Regions from separate parts of the Homo sapiens genome. Here region 1 is linked to region 2. Evidence: read pairs that join two places in POLR2A ChIA-PET (ENCODE). Cell type or tissue: endothelial cell of umbilical vein. All regions are shown on one strand.

What was found. Peaks named below come from ENCODE experiments on the same cell type or tissue, not always from the same donor. Only the 100,000 strongest peaks of a DNase experiment are listed, where the experiment ranks them.
Region 1: POLR2A ChIA-PET joins it to region 2 with 7 read pairs; 2 of 35 experiments call an interaction of 5 or more read pairs at or near these places.

What each region holds. Positions count from the first base shown.
Region 1 is chr4:182,713,945-182,716,444 of GRCh38, forward strand. TENM3 (teneurin transmembrane protein 3) reads left to right here. Exons shown (of 28, transcript NM_001080477.4): 13 at 143-289. Among named protein-coding and RNA genes, the nearest start is that of DCTD, 200 kb to the right of the region's middle. In endothelial cell of umbilical vein, no CTCF peak of the experiment used is centred here; no DNase peak of the experiment used is centred here.
Region 2 is chr4:182,603,947-182,606,446 of GRCh38, forward strand. The region is part of intron 4 of TENM3 (teneurin transmembrane protein 3); the gene reads left to right. Among named protein-coding and RNA genes, the nearest start is that of DCTD, 310 kb to the right of the region's middle. In endothelial cell of umbilical vein, no CTCF peak of the experiment used is centred here; DNase peaks (open chromatin) are centred at 435 and 1,195; H3K27ac peaks cover 2,416 bases.

The sequences.
Region 1 (2,500 bases), 110 kb after region 2:
GTTGCTGTTTCTATCCATGTGCAATTACAGTATTTGTGCTGTTTATAAAGGCCTGTTCCCACTAAGTGTCCCTTATCTGTTTATTTTAGGTGCAAAAACTCAATACTCAAATCACTGGTGTTTTCCTTCTTTGTCTCGACAGAGGGTTGTCCTGGTCTGTGCAACAGCAATGGAAGATGTACCCTGGACCAAAATGGCTGGCATTGTGTGTGCCAGCCTGGATGGAGAGGAGCAGGCTGTGACGTAGCCATGGAGACTCTTTGCACAGATAGCAAGGACAATGAAGGAGGTAAGAAATACTGAGCATGAACACGAGTCTGTGCCAGAGCACAGGTTCGTAAGTGACAGTGAGTACATAGATATCTGTTGCCAAAAAAAAAAAAAAAAAAAAAAAACCTGATCCCCATCGATTAGATTGATTGAAAAATGTATGAGTGCTGATAGAATGATTTTGCTCTCCATTTTTCCTGAAACAAATGCAAGATTATTATCATTCAGGGAAAAGGCAAGGTAACCAAGCTACTGCATAATGTCCATTGTTCTCCATTCCTTTTCCTGGTCCCCAGGTGACTCTTCTCCTCAACCACAGTATTTAGGGCTCTGTGAATTGGGAGCTCCAAAGCAGTATTTTAATAACTGACATTCCAAAAGATGCAAAGAATTTTCCAGCCTCTTCTGTTGAAAGGCATGGATGGAAAAAAACAAAACAGTAACAGAGAACAGTCCCCTGGATGCTGTACTCTAGTGACGTTTTATCCTTAACTTGATACTCGGTTAAAAAGATGGTGAGATTCCACCCAGTTGAAGCCCTTGGTTAAGAATAATTATTTTCACCGTTGACCTCAGCCTCCATGTACTGTATTTTAATTTCAGGGAATAGAGTGAGAGTTGGTGATTTCCTCTCCAGTGATGGAATAGTTGGCCCTGATAGCTGTTTTGTTTTGTTTTTTGTTTTTTGAGATAGAGTTTCGCTCTTGTTGCCCAGGCTGGAGTGCAATGGCACGATCTCAGCTCACCGCAGCCTCCACCTCCCGGGTTCAAGTGATTCTCCTGCCTCAGCCTCCCGAGTAGCTGGGATTACAGGCATGTGCCACCACACCTGGCTAATTTTGTATTTTTAGGAGAGACAGGGTTTCTCCATGTTGGTCAGGCTGGTCCCAAACTCCCGACCTCAGGTGATCCGCCCACCTCGGCCTCCAAAGTGCTGGGATTACAGGCGTGAGCCACCGCACCCAGCCAGCTGTTCAGTTTTGACATAGCTTTAGCGCTGCATTTTTAGGAGGGCTGTAGTTCCTATCCGGGCCTCTGTGGACACTTGCCACGTGTGTTAGGTTGTGTTTCCCTGCCACTCCACCAGCCCCAACCATTCTCTCTGCTCTTTTTGAGACTGTGCACATGGATGATAAAGCACTGGCTAGAGTGTAGGTTTTGGAGCAGACACATCTTCACTGAACCATGTAGTAATCATGTGACCTCAGACAAAATCTGTAATCACTTTAACCTCAATTGCCGCATCTATAAAATAGGAATAAAAGAGTTTTTGAAAGGATTAAGTGAGAAGATGCATGTGAAGTGTGTAGCATATTGCCAGGCACAGAGCCTGCTCTAAGTAGCAGCTATTATTATCCAGTTTCCCTTCTTTGCTTTCAAAAGTGCTCATCTTGACTAAGTGAACTTCATAGAAGGTTGTCAGAGAAGATTGAATAGCCTTTGCCTTTCTATACCTATAGAGGGCCTCAACTACTATTCTGTAGGAAACAGAGCGACCAGAACCAACCCCTCAACCTCCCTTCCAACCCAAAACACACACACTCACACACACACACAGAGACACACATACAAGCAAGCCTGGGCCGACAGTCATTCTCAAAGCAAATGTTACTTGTGTCTTATCCTTCCGACAAGGTGCTGCAATTCTCTCCTTTAGTTTCTAGCAGACTGTTCACTGTTTTCTCTTAACTTGGACAGTCAAGAAACTTGAGCCACAAATTCTGAGCTAAAGCCTTTCCTTCCTGCTCCGGATAGATTTAGGTGGCCCGTAGCCTTCACAGCTTTTCCTGCTTAATAATACCTTGTTGCCTCTGACTCCTCTTAACTGTGTGCTTTATAGACATGGCAGCATTAATCCTCTCAAAACCACAGTACAGATGGCTCCTCTCTTCGTTACTTTCCCCCAAAGAACCCCCTACTCCAATGTTGCTATTGCCTAGGGAGGAAGGAGAGCTTCTCTTTCTCCTTGATCATATAGTTCAGATTTTGCTTCTAAGAGAAGATTGCACTGAGGAGTTTACAGAGTCTCTCAGAGGGAAGCGGGCTGCAGGACCAAGTCTGCAGAGACACTGCCGAGTAATTTAGGGGCTAATCAACTCTTTAGTGGTATTATCAGCTAAAGAGGTTTTTCCTTTTCCTCAAAATTTATCAACTGTGAATTGGCCTCATTCCCCTTTGTTTATTCTGATTAGCATGAAACTATGCTATCTCTAGGCTCCCCTCTCGGAGG
Region 2 (2,500 bases):
GGTTACAAAATGGCATGTAATAACCCTTGAAAATCTCAGTGATTTGTAGACTTACAGTTTATGTGAATTGCTGGAAAAGGCATAAAAGGATTTTCTACTTTGTCCTATATGTTTCAGTATAGCTATCATTTTGATTTATTCAAAAGCATTCTTTTTCACCAGGCAGTTTCTTGCTTCCATAAAAATGTTTATTTCCTTTCTCTAATGAATTTAACATTTGCTCCTGCTGGAGACAATCAATGTGACTGTGTACTGTACATTCCCACTCAGTGAATAGAATACTTCTGGTCTATAATCTCCAGTGACTTTCAGATCTCCTAGAGTCACACTGAGATCCAAAAATGCCTTTGCAGTTCATAAGCATCTCCTTATTATGTCATCATTTCCTATTAACAATCGGTCCCTATGTATAATACCAAGTGCTTGCTTACAATTTTCCTGAAAATTCCTTTTCTTTGAGCTCACTATTTGTTATACTTTGGATTATTCACTTTTAGGGCATTGGAGAGCCTATAGCTTGCCCTTTGTTTATTTTATACTTCAGCTGCTTCAGTATGTAATAATAGCTGCTACAAGAATACAGAGCAGCTGAGCAAACGCTTAGAATTGGCCCAGTACAGCAGCAGCACTTAAAGGTATGGTACAGTAACTCTCATTGAGAAGCCTTGTCCTTCAGCAACTGTAAAGTTAATTGCCTGCAAGTTCCTCATTTATATACGTGAATTAAACAGCTTAGTAGTTACCTATTAGATGTTAACAAAACGGTTCATTTGTAGCCATTTAATAAAAGATTTATTAAAGTCTTGTTTTATTATGAAGCCTACTTTGGCATGGATAGTTCATTAGTTATGTTCCCATAGCTTTTTACCTTCTAGTTCAGTAATGCTTTGCTAATTATTAATGTATGAAATTGCATATTAAATTGCCTCTTTATTAGTGCATTTTTTATTTCAATATTGAGATGTCTTGAGCCGCATTAATGTGAGATCAATTGTTAACGTCGTTAAAAAAACAGAATACCTAAACAGAGATATTGTTTACTAAACTAAGATATGATACTTTTTTCTCTTTTTATCTTCTTTAAAATGGTTGTAGGGAAGGTAAAAACAGTCATACACACACCGGGTCTGAGTCAGCCTTGCTGACGTGTGTCTGCATCCTATATGGGGTAGCTTTCCTGCCCCAGAGGAAACCTTTCCCAGCTGAAGAATTAACCTCCACCCACTTACTGATAACTAATAAACTACCATTAGTGAGGTAGTAAGTAGTGGAATCCTCCGTAATTAAAGATACAACTTCAAGTAAAATATGCCTGGGAAGGTAGCTCGATGACTAAGGTTGACTGACTGATGCTGATGCCATATGCTTTTGTTAAAGACAGCTTGGGGAGACACAGGGTACCTGTGGGGAAAAGGAATATTACTGAATATGGAAAAGAGGTCCAAAAATGAAGAACCTAAGGTTACTTAACAAAAATTTCAAAATTGGACCTGGGCCAATGGTAGGAAATTCTTAAAGTTTCACCATCATCATTTATTTAAAAAAAAAAAAAAAAGGGAAAGTCAACTTAAATTATATACTAATGAATAGTAAAAAATCACTTGGATTCTAAGTCTCTTAAAATATGGCACCTTTTATAACTTAGTATTTCTTAAGAGGACTAGGAAGGGATATTGTTTATTTGTGAGAATGGGAAGAAACATGAAGAGGGAGATATAAAGTTCAAGAATTTGCTGTGTGCTGTTAATATTTAAGGCCTATTTCAAGCCCTGGCTAAAAAAACCTTTGTCTCAGAGAGAGGAGGATAATTGAGGAAGCTATTGTAAGCTTAATTCAGTGCCTAAGCTCTGTGGTGACCATATAGTTCATTACTAAAGCCAGGACACTTGCAGAGTGAGAAGGGGCCATATCAACAGTTACCCTGGAATTGCAGCATAAACTGATAGCTGTACCAGGCAAAGAGGGACGTGTGATTACCACACTAAGTTTTATTTCCAAGAGTAAAGTTAATTTTAAGTCCAAATTTTCTTATGCCTTAGATAAATAAGAATAAGAAATCAAACGAGAAAGGCAGGTTGAATGCAGGTAAGGCTCCAGACTTGAACATTTCTAATAGTTTCTATTGCTAACTTAGAGCAAATATTTAAACTTTTATTGACCCCCTTCGCAGAAAAAGCTTCTATTGGCCTCCAAAATATGTAGCTCCTAAAATAATACTTAAAATATTTGTCTTAATTTTCTTCTCAGAGTTTCAAGAGAACACTTATCACAATATCAAGAGAACAAGAGGTAGCAGGCCGGGCGTGGTGGCTCACGCCTGTAATCCCAGCACTTTGGGAGGCCGAGGCGGGTGGATCACCTGAGGTCAGGAGTTTGAGACCAGCCTGGCCAACATGGTGAAACCCCGTCTCTACGAAAAATACAAAAATTAGCCAGGCGGGGTGGTGGGCACCTGTAATCTCAGCTACTTGGCAGGCTGAGGTGAGAGAATCTCTTGAAC